Regions from separate parts of the Mus musculus genome. Here region 2 is linked to region 1. A link is a loop called in an ENCODE intact Hi-C map of the cell type or tissue named here. Cell type or tissue: heart. All regions are shown on one strand. Links, peaks and the distances in the headings refer to the core of each region. The heading gives the core; the rest is flanking DNA.

Region 1 (6,028 bases), core at 317-5,316:
AGTTACCATCAAGTTGGTTTTAGCAAATGGACCTAAATTATTGTGCCTTCTGCATTCATGAGTGCCAATTTAAGAAAATGTCATGTCAAAGATGAATGCTGTCAGAATGAGGTGGGAATAAAAGAAATGCCACAAGTCTGAGGAATCTATGTTGGACAATTTCCATAATAATCATCAAATGCTTCCTGAGCCAAATCAGCAGGCAACCATTCTGTCCATCTTTTCAGTGCTCCTTCAACCAGGCATGGCCTAGTATGGAAAGAGCAGAGAAAGCACAAACTGAGAATCACCCACAGCTTCTTGTCTCCAGAACTAATGTGTAAGTACAATCATCTAATTTATAAATTAAACAAAATTACCTTGTTTGGAAATTAAAGTATTTTATTCACAACTAATTAACGGAAATATATTGGAAAAAGTAAGACTTAGGAGAGACCTTGCCTCTGGATGCAATTTGGGCTGGTTAGTAAGGAACTCCAGCTTCCTATACACACACAAAAAACTATCAAATTATTTCTACCCAGGAGAAATCAGTTACTTAACTTTCTTCCTAATATTCAATATCCTACAAATCTGACCTTAGTTCCATCACCACTACACAAGGCACACTTGCTTTTGTTCTAAAGAGCATACACATGATGATAGTAATATTCTAAATGTACAGATGTATGTTGTATCATTATATGTATATGTTATATACATACTATATGGATTAAATTTCACCATGTATTATATATAAACACAACCATAGAATTTGCATTCTAAAATAATAATCAGAGATAAAATATCATTGAGTTCTTATTCTGTTTTTTTTGTTTGCATTTAAATTTAATTTTGCTAATGCTCAATAGCTGCTCTTAACATAACCACTAGATTTGTGAATAAGAATCATCATGATACAAGTGCTTATCCTAGGACAATTGGTCTGATATGTGATCTTCTATGTTCCAGATTACTGTTGTAATCTGAGCAATTACTTTATCAGAATTACCTATTTGCACATCTCATTTCTGTTTTATAATTTGAGACTCAGTAATAATACATATTTACTTTGCATTATATTCATTCACATACTTAGAAGAATGGGCTTGACTTTCCTGGGAAAGCTTTTTTCTGTGTCCATAAGGCAAGTCCTTAGCTTTTTATAATTAAATCTTGATAACCTAGGACACATTTTTATTTCTTTTTCTTCTTTTATTTTATTTATTTATTTTTATTACTTGTTTGTTATAGAATCTGTCAGTAAATCTCTTTATAAAGACACTCATATTCCTTGTAACATAATTTATTTAGATCTATAATTTAGTCAGTCCTTAAGTGCATACGATTCATATCTGCTCCTCTTTTCCTTCTATAAGTTAATCCCTGGCAGTACAACCCAATGACCAAGCTGATGATATAAAGTGATGAAGAGCTGAGCAGAATTTAAATTGTTCATTCAATTGGCATATACACTGAAGGTGACAGTAATTTTCATAATTTTATGTATATACAGCTTTATGACCTATCCTTCACAGAAAACATCCCATTTGCCATGGATTTTGCTAGAGGAAGTGATCTAAGAACTTTCTCCATACATTGTAAACAGTTAAAAAAATTAACCAATGGCATTTCATGACCTGTGACTACTATAAGGTACCCAGTATTCAGTTTCTGTAAAGATTTTGTACAGCACAGCATCTCTCATGGTCTCATGAATTATCTAACACTTGTCTCGTGCTCCAAGCACAAAGCTGAACAATTGTCACAGTGAAGACACAACTTATGCATCCTAAATATTTACCATCTGAGCCTACATAGAACACCTTTATAGACATTAATGTAAAGGCTACTGAAACTGAATTAAAGTAAAACCAAGTCCTTGATTTATGACATACTAGAGATATAAATTCTTGTTGATCTTCGTGGAAGTGAGACCCATCAGATAAAATACACATTAAGTAACAAATAAATTGGGAGACTAGGTATAAAAGTTTATGGTTAAAAGACAATAAAAAGTATAAAACAGACGCTGACATTCAATTTGATGTGTGTGTCCATTTGTGTCAGTTCATCTAAACAATGGTAATTTGGTCAAGATTTTCTGCAAAATAATATTTAATGAAATTTACTGCTTGCATGCTAGGAAAAAAATCTAAAAGGGAAATCTTTTATGTTAGCAGTTTTAAATCAGTGATTCAACTAAGCAAAATTATTGCTATCCTGATCTTTACAAAGAATCTGAAATTTATGGAGTGAAATGTATATAAAGGTTAGCCTCACCTTTTCACTTCAGGCATGATGACAGATATATGTGTTCCTGTAGCCAGTGTGGGGGGCATTTTTAATATATGCACATAAATGCACATGAAGACGAGTACCAAAAGACCTTACTTGTCCCCGATGCCTCTATAATTTCTCAGATTAGTAAAACTGTCAGTTTTCAAGTGACCAGATTGGAAATAAATCACTGGAAGTTTCACTTTTTAGCAGATGGCTAAGGAGGCGCATGCGTGTCTTTAAGAGGATAAAGAACTCAATGTGTAGACAATTGAAGGAAGCTCCTGGACGCCTGGATGTGGACACTTGGGGGCCTGCTAGCAAGAAGCAGACAGACATCCTGGCCTTCCTGGCACAGTCATGGCCTTTCCTATGACATTACACTTTGTATAATGATGGCACATTTGTCAAAGTGCCAAGCTCCCAGCCCAGGACTGCCTGTCTACTCTGAACAAAGGGAAGCACCCGGGGCATGCCTTTTTAAATAGCCTGGCTGGCTCCTGAGGTGGCTTGTGACCAGGGAGGGTGTGGATGACATTGCCTTTGATGTCAGTCCTTGTGATGGTAATGGGGTCACCAAGTTAGCAAAGGAGAGCATGAAGAAAAATCCTTCAGGATTTGCTATGTAGGCAGGCAAAATTTTAGGGTTAAGGACTCATCAGTGGGTCAGAAGTGACCCCTAGTGGAGTTAAATTAATCTTTCTAGATATGTGGTGTGTGTGTGTGTGTGTGTGTGTGTGTGTGTGTGTGTGTGTGTACGCGCACGCGCACTACTGCTACATGAAGACAAGACAAAAACAATACAAGTGAAGAAAACTAAATTTAAAATATCGAAGAGTAACACTGACAGATAAAGAGAATACAAGAGAGACAGCAAGTAAGCAAAGGACTTAAATGAAAGGTTAAAAACAATTGTTTTGTCTGGGACTTTGCCTTAAAGAAGCTGGTATTGACAAAGTGATATTAATAAGATTTTAAGTCTTTCCAGTTTCATCTTACCCAAAAGCCAGCCTCAATGAAAGTCATATACCTCTGAGTAGCCTTCAGACCTTCATGTGTCCCAGAGGTGTCATTCTTTCTTTCCCAATTCTAATTTGTCTCTTTGCTCATTGGTGGTACTGACTGCTTTTAACTTCTCTTTCTTCTTGTTCTTGTATCTTAATTATTTGTGCTTCACCAGCTTGGATTAACCTTCAACTTTGTCCTTTTTATTTAGTCTTAACTCAGAAACACCGATTTAGAGAGTCATCATCTATCCACTCAAGTCATCCTTCCATACTGTAAGCCCTGAGCTCTGTTGCATTTAGTCTATGTACTTTATTTGTTTAAGAGTCTCGTGTAGGTTGGGATCTGTATACTTAAGTTATGAACAGTACCACAATTAGTGAGTTGGATGGTTTTAAAATTGATAAGTTTCCAGAATAGACTACCCTGGCATTACCAGAACTAGGAAGGCTAAGATGAATTATCTTGGCACCAAAGATCTGATGTCTTACACTAAATCAGAGCTGTGAACTCTTTGACTACATGGCATGAATGAGCTTAACCACTGGGCTTCCTAGTCACTTCTAGACTGTCAAACTGAATGTATAAAAATCTCTTTAAGATCTTTAGAAGAAAAGATATATAACACTATTTTAAACAATGGACCTGCAGTTCAATTACTTTTCTATGTCTATAATAAAAATAGACCTCAGGGTGAGTAGCCTACAATAACAGACTTTTGCTGTCTCACAATTTTCCAGATCAGAAGGTTCAAATGATCAGTGACATTGATAACTTCTGAGATTTACCAGGAAAATGGATCCATCCTTTCCCATAGGTTCTAGCTGTCTAGTGGCTACTGTGGGGACTCCTTGAATTTTCTGTATTGAAGCAATGTCTAGTACCTGCCTCAGGTGCAATTTCATATACATGTATGTGTATATGTATTGTATTTACATACACACACAAATTATATATATTTATTTATATAAACAATATATATATATTTATATTATATATATAAATATATATATAAGACTAAATAATATATATATATTGTTAACTCCAAATGATGTGTTATGTTAGTATCTATGCAAACCAGCTCATCTTTGTTTGAAAACTATCATTTATTGAATATCTAATCCCAAAAATTTTATATTCTGAGACAACAGGCAGTTATGATTTCAGCATGAGTTTTAGGAAGGCATAAAACACCTAGTATGTAACGGCATAATCTCAGATACTCTGTAGGATGAATTAGGAAAGAAGGAAGGACAATTTTAACACAAAGAGATATTCCCTATGAAATTTTCCATTCTGAGCATCACCTCTCCTTAAAAAGATCATTTATTGAATTATAACACTCCACTTTTATGCAAAATTCCCTTTATACCTTAGCAATGCATAGAGTTGCATGATTTCATTGACACCCTGTTCTCTACCACATACTGTGTTTAGGCAAGAGAATTAATCCAGGGACAAAAAATAATTAGTAGTCAAGAAGAATGCAGAGCATGCACACCATTTCCATCCATTTAAAAGTATAAATTCTATTGATATTTTTGGATTATGATGATGGTATGAACAATGTGTTTTCAGCAAGATAGTGGGCAATGAGTGGTATTCAGAATGCAACTCAGGTACTAATGCAGAAGGTGAAAAAGAGTAATAAATCAAAGTGTGATGTTAGGAAAATGTATGGAGCCATTGAGAAATATGCTTCTGGTTATCTCCAAAAGTAACAAGTATAACGTTCTCAGTGATCTATAGGGTTTATGTCACAGCAGAACAACTTGGAACACTCTTGTCTAGAACACCATGTTGACCACATTTGTATGCCTTGTCTGAGACTCCCAGGGCATCCTTTCCAAGGCTAATGCTGGCTGAGTTGTATGATTGGACTTTTCCTCGTTCTTCTGTTTACTAAAAGCCTTTTCATCTCTTAATGTGTATTATATCTAAGATCTATTCCTTCCTTCCATGGGAGGTAGCAAAATGTAATCATGTTGAGAGATACTGTTTGCTAAAATATAACTTGTATCATAGACCTGTTTTATCCGGCATACTGCACAGTGAAAGCTCACGAGGCTCAGAGTCATTTGTCTCTGTAGAGCCTTTGGAGGTTTACATAAGCTGTCTCTGGGTCACAAAGCAACAAAGAATACACTTCTGGGTTATTTTAGATATATTTCAAACTCCCAAGAGGCAAGCAACTGTGCTGTACTTACAGAAGATAATCGGCAAAGGCCTGTACAGTATTTTAAAACTGGAGGATGTCAGAGATGGGTATGTATGAAAAATTGTTCACTCTGAGCTCCTCAAATCCCACAGTGGTAAACATATGAATGAAGCAAAGCACTGGCCTGAGGCAAGAAATCTTAATATTGCTATTCACTGCTTGGGCACAAGAGACCTGTCATTTAATATCTCCACAGGCTATAGCTCCATCCATGAATTGGACAGTCTGAAGCATACTGGATTTTCCAAATTTTTCACTACTAGCAATCTTGTATATTTTTCCTGTGCCTCTCCAACTGGTATCAAAATTGGAAATGTATGCTACTAAATTATACATATTCATTACTTGTTGATCATTATGCCATGTATCTCTTCTATTTTTATAAAGACGTATAGCCAGGAACAAGATACATATTAAACACAGAGTTGCAGAAAGGAATATTACTGTGTAGAATTCAAACTTCTCAGAATAACAGCTCCTATGCTGATTTATATTACTGTCAGACTTCTAGAAATACTGCAGGTTCCTGTGCCACCATGCCTTTCA
Region 2 (6,028 bases), core at 390-5,389, 400 kb before region 1:
GGTAGTTAATTAGCAAACACAGCAAACAAAGCACCTAGAAAACACCAAAAAAAAAAAAAAAAAAAAAAAAAAAAAAAAAAAGCAGACTAAAGTAAGTGAGTTAGACTTGTACAAATCACTAATACTTTCATCTATTGAAACCCTAATGAGTTTCCACTTAGTTTTCCACTGTACAGTTTAAAGTCTGGAGGTACATCAATGACCAAAAGAGGTACTGTCAGGTACACTTCATGGTAACATTGATATAATCTAGAAAGTTGAATGGTAGGGCACTTTCAACATAGCATTATCTTTTTAAAAGATTTATTTGCTTTTATTATATATATATTAATGTCTATATGCATGTGAGTAGTTTGCATGTCCTATGCCCCCTGCAGCCAGAAGAGAGTGTGAGGTTCTACCATGTAGGTTATTGGAATCATGCCAGAATTCTTGGTAAGACCAGCAAGTACTTTTAAAAATATTCGAAATAGTCCATATGTCCCCTTCCCCCCCTCGACAAATGTCTTAAAGTTTGTACCTATATGGAATACATGACTACAGAGAATGAGTGTGAATTGAAAATAGTCTGTGTTCTCAGAATAGATAAGTAAGAACAAACCCTAAGCAACAAGACTGTTACAGTCTATGGACAAAGAGAGAAGACAGAAGGATTGGGTGGCCGAAGTGATTTATTATTGCTAATAAACTTGGCCAAGAGGCCAGCCAGCCCAAGAATTAATCTTACCCAGGAGATCACAATGACAGTTCCCTCAGAGCTGGTTTTAAGCAAAGCCAACTTCATCCTGAAGAGCTGCCGAGAGGTATGTAGTCACTCGCAGCTGCAGCAAGTTGAGTTAGTGGATCCAAAGCTGGCTTCTGAAGACGCAGCTTCATGCATGTGTATCCTATAAAAATGCATCTCAGTATTGTATCACAAAAGGCATTTATGTATGTTTGTGGACTATCTCCCTTGCCTGTGACATCTTCGTAGATCATCAGCGGCTACACTGGTCTACTTACCAGTTTGAAGCTGTTAAGATTTCAAGTTAAAATCAACATGAAAGGCAGCCTGAGGAGTTTATATTTTCCATGTATAAACACTGAAACTCGTTGACACTTCTGAGGACATTTGTCCCCTGTCACCACTTCATTGGTGACTTAAGATTGCTTTATGTTACTCTTGGCAAGGAGAGAGTCAGTAGAGCTAAAACAATAGCCTGAAATGCGTAATGCACCAACCTTGATTGTGTTACTATATTTGTTTTTCCTTTCGAGTGGCCAAGCCTGCTACAGAAAAGGGAGAGAATATTTGAGTGCATGGTTTAGCTGTCTACTTAATGTTCCACTGTTGAATGGTGAAGAAAAATTTGTACTCAGTTAATTTTTCCCTTGGAACAAACTACTATACTGTTTATCTTTGCTATTAGATTATACCCAAAGAAGAATTAAATCAATTACAAAAGACTATGAGCATAACACATAACTACTTCATGAACTTATTAAATTTAGAACTTGTAAGTAAGTTGAAATTATTTTAGATATTAACTTAATTGTATGTATTAAGTAATGTTTCACTATCATAGACTTACAAGTAAAATAACCGTAAATGGACTGAGCATGCTGTATTATATATTTAGTCATATAAGCATGCATGTGTGCTTCTTTGTGTGTGTGTGTGTGTGTGTGTGTGTGTGTGTATGCATGTGTAACAAAAGTACTTAAAGAAAAAGAGGCCATGAATTCCAGAATGAGCAAAGGAGGTTGGTGCATGGGAAGGATGAGAGTGAAGAAAGGAAAAGGGGGAAACAATGTAACTTTATTTTAATTAAAATAAAAAAAATTAAGGTTTTTCTTAGCTTGACATTCCTCAGATTTAGTGTTTATTTTGAACATACTTAAATATCTTATTGTCATTTTAGGAGAAAACATTTAATAATCAAGGCATTCATCATTTAAAATATAAATACAATAGAGCATGATATTTTTTCTTTAAATAAAATTATTTCATTTTATGGTTATTATACATCATAAAAATTGATGTTGAAGTAGGTTCTTTTATAGTGGATAGATTTTAAAATAAAACAAGCAAGTAGAAAAACTATAGGGATTGCTTGTGCTTTTAAATACATTTGGAATAATTATTTGCTGTTTGTCCTAATTATTTTAGCTTGAATACAAATTAATACGTTTCACTATAACCTTTCATACTTATATCAGAGCAGGTTCCTCATATTGAACCCCCTACCTTTAGCTGAGTTTCTTAAACATAAGTGCACACTGATTTCTGTAAGTTGTAAATTTACTCAACTGTGTTATTAAAAAATGTTTAAAATAAACATAGTCGTGAATCTAATTTATAACTTAATCAGTATGCAAATCAGGAAGATTTCAAGTATTTAGTTTGTGAAAACACTATTTCTTAGCTCAGGGTTGCTTACAAAAGACTCAAAGTTCAAAGTTGTTCCTCCTTTGATTTTAGCAGTTATCATGATTAACTAAAAAGTCAAAAGTAACATTTTTTGGCCCTGGCTTAAGCCTGTTTTTAACATATTCATCACACATAACAAGCTAAGGGATTTTTCTCAAATGTTGTGATTAATGTTCACCTTTTCGTGAACCTCAAGCTTAGAAAAATATCAAAAGAAAAAAATGTCAGGAAATGACAAGAACTCAACAATAGATATTTTAAGTCCCTGGTTATAGGGAATTCGATTGTCTCAGCAGTGTGATGCAGTTTCCCTGGGGGACAATCCTACTGCCTAATGGGTATTCACAGAGCCAAGACAACTTATCAGGCCAGCGACACTCCACTGCTTAATAGGCATTAGCTGCTACCTTTGCCAGGAACTTGGCTATCAACACATCTTTCTAACTGAGAATGGCTTCAGAAATATGAACTGGGATCCCATGCCCGAGAGTTGTGATTATTAACAATTTTTTCTCTAGGCTATGTCTTATATTTTGGGCAATGGCAAAAAAAGCACTATTAACCCCTCTACTGGTTTTGACTGGAAACAATAAAAACTACTTCCTTCATTAAATGGCAGGATAATTTGTTGTCACCAAGAATAGCAGGTATTTTAGATGGGTCAGCGTGAACTGACTAGAAGGAGTGAATAGTAGTGCTGAAGCTGAGAATAACATTGTCCTCCATTAGTTGTGAGAGCAGCTAAATCCATGCTAAGAAGACAGAATGGTACATTTCCACATCATGACCCTGTGTGATTGATACTGTTGTATATTAAAGAAGCATGGTTGCTGAATTTAAAATCAAATGACATAAGATAGATAATGGACTGTCAACTGTCATTTGTTCCAATTTTGTGTAAATGTAACTGTCTATATTCATAACAATATATGGGTTACCATGTAAATTATGTATATTATGTAATGAATACTACTTTTTATATTTCTGACACATACACGGTATTCATGCATGTGTATGGTTGTGTGTGCTATGTACATACTTATAAGTGAGGACATATATATTTATGGAAGCCAGAGGAGGACACTGAATATTATATTCAGTTACTCTTCACATTATTACATTGAGATGTGATCTCTCATTGGCTTGGAGATGGTCTGATATCAACAAGCAACATGAAATCTCCAGTATCCACTTTCTCATAGCACCTGGATTAGTCACACGTAGCCTTGCCTGGGATTTTGTAGATAGCTGAGATCATGTCCTGTTAGCACAGGATGTACTTTTAGCCAATGGGCTATGTCAGCAGCTCCTTCATATCACCCCTCTGACCATTTATTCTCCCTTACCTTCATTTTTTTTGTCTATAATTAAATGATTTCCTTGATAGGATGCTTATACAGCTGAATGAAAATAATGTTTATGAAAGTATATTTACCCTCCACACCTATGTTAAATTTTATGGTTAAAAACAATAAAAGGATAATGTGATATTTTCCACAGGTAATCACAAAGGCATAAAGTTAATCAAAAGAATAAAACACATTCAATAGAGCTGGTTAATGAGAGCACTGGCTGTGCCTTTAGTAGTAAAATCCTGTATATGCCATTTTCTGGAGCAATTCTTGAGAAGACTGACAAGCAGGGATCAAGAGAAGTTGGCTTCCATCTGGTATATCTCCAAGCCTGCTACATTGCTGTTGCCTTCTAAGTAGCCACCTACATCAGCAGGGACTTCCTCTGACAACTGGCAAGGAAGGAACAATGTGTGTCTGCTACAGGGATTGTATTGTGGGATATCTGGGCACTTACATCTTCAGGTGGCTGCTGAAGAATTTCCTTTCTCCTTAAAATTGCATCTGGAAGACAATGAGGATAAATATTACCGCAGTTGGCAGGGCATCAGGCGGAATGCACCATTGTTCATTACTCTGCCTAAAGATCTAAACTGAGATGATAGGTTCCTGACTTTAAGAATAGCTCCTGATTTCCCTAGAAACTTAGGACAATGAAGAAAATATTACACATTTAAGCATTAATGATCTCAAAATATGCATTTTAAATTGTGTATACCTTCATATTTTTGCATATGTGTGTTTTGATGTGGGTGTGCATGACAGGCTAACCCAGAATTTGGCATCCAATATACCCCTCCATTGATTTTACCTTATTTTAAGAGACAGTGTCTGTACCTTAACCTGAAGTGCATTGATTTGGCTAGAGTATGCTCTCAATGAGCTCCAGAATACAACTGCTACACTGACAGATGTTTGCCAGGGTGCTCAGCTTATGATATGCATGCATGACAAGTGCATTACCTACTGAGACATCTCTCCAGCTCCTAATTTGAATGCTAAACACACACATATAAGGCCAGACAGTTCACTATGCATAGTAATTCCCAAACACTCTTGAAAAATACTGACCTTGTATGGAATTGAATTAATCTTTTCAGCAATTTAGCCTCTGTCCCCAAAGCCACATTAAAAAAATATATATATCTCCAAGTAGTGACACTGGAAGCAATGCATGAACTAAAGGACATAGATTTCTCATTAGCTGTGTTTGTATTGGTAAGTGCCACTGCCAAGGATTGGTGGGAAAGTATCACCAAGTTGATGTCAATCAAACACTGGAAGGGAAAGGGATGTTATCACTTACACTTTTGGCTGTTCTTTCCCCATTGCTTATGCTAGTTGTACTGTTTGTAGAGTTGTCAGAATCTTTATGCATCCTACAGAACACTAGCAAGGATCAAGAACTGAGTTTCCTATGTGTGCTCATCATAGCACAGGTATTCTTGCCATGTGCTGTGGACCAGAAGCAACTCACCTTAAAGACAAATGTGTTCTTATATTGTCCTACACAATTTTCTGATACTGTGAAAAATACTGCTAAACCAACTAACTTCTCAGGAAGAAAGTTGCATTTTAAATCCCAGCTTTTAAGTCCATGTTCAGTTGGCTCTGAGTTTTGGGCATGTGTGATGTACTACACATATCTAAGGAATGTGAAGAGGGAGTATTTCAACTCAGTGCAGCTGGTCAACCGTGAAAGACATGCAGAGATCAGTGTTCCAGGACCACCTTCATAGACACATCCATAATGACCATTAAACCACCTACTTAACTCCAGTTTTTATAAGTGTCAGCACCTTCTGACACTGCCAAAGGATAGAAACCAGGCCTTTGACCTGTGAGATATAGGGATACATGCCCATATCCCAACACTTGAGGATTAGTTGCTGTGTAAGATAGAATATGGGCAAGGCTTTAAATCACCCCATCACGATTGAGATATGCAATCAGTACTTGCTGTAGAAGCAATGTATGTGTCAGGACTCAAGAAACCTGAAATGAAAAGGCACACACCACCCAACATATGAATATCAGGCAGAATACTTGAGGTCTAAGCTCAAAATTGTCAAATTTGGCTAATTAAAGTGTAAGGAACTTAGTATTTCTACTAAATAAGTCCATTAAATAAATGTGACATTGTATTTATTACACTGAATTTACAGCTGAAAAACCTTTTAGATTTTTTTTTCATTGTTTATGTTTTATTTATTTATTTTTTTATTTATTACATATTTTCCTCAATTACATTTCCAATGCTATCCCT

Evidence for each region. Hi-C counts contacts between places; a loop is a spot of excess contacts. Peaks named below come from ENCODE experiments on the same cell type or tissue, not always from the same donor. Only the 100,000 strongest peaks of a DNase experiment are listed, where the experiment ranks them.
Region 2: it touches region 1 in a loop (4-fold over the local background); 4 of 42 quality-filtered maps call a loop at or near these places.

The regions. Positions count from the first base shown.
Region 1 is chr12:94,187,617-94,193,644 of GRCm38, reverse strand. No RefSeq gene overlaps it. Among named protein-coding and RNA genes, the nearest start is that of Mir8099-2, 260 kb to the right of the region's middle. In heart, for the core only: a CTCF peak has its summit at 2,914 (motif pointing left); a DNase peak (open chromatin) is centred at 2,654; H3K27ac peaks cover 627 bases.
Region 2 is chr12:94,583,950-94,589,977 of GRCm38, reverse strand. No RefSeq gene overlaps it. Among named protein-coding and RNA genes, the nearest start is that of Mir8099-2, 660 kb to the right of the region's middle. In heart, for the core only: no CTCF peak of the experiment used is centred there; a DNase peak (open chromatin) is centred at 2,747.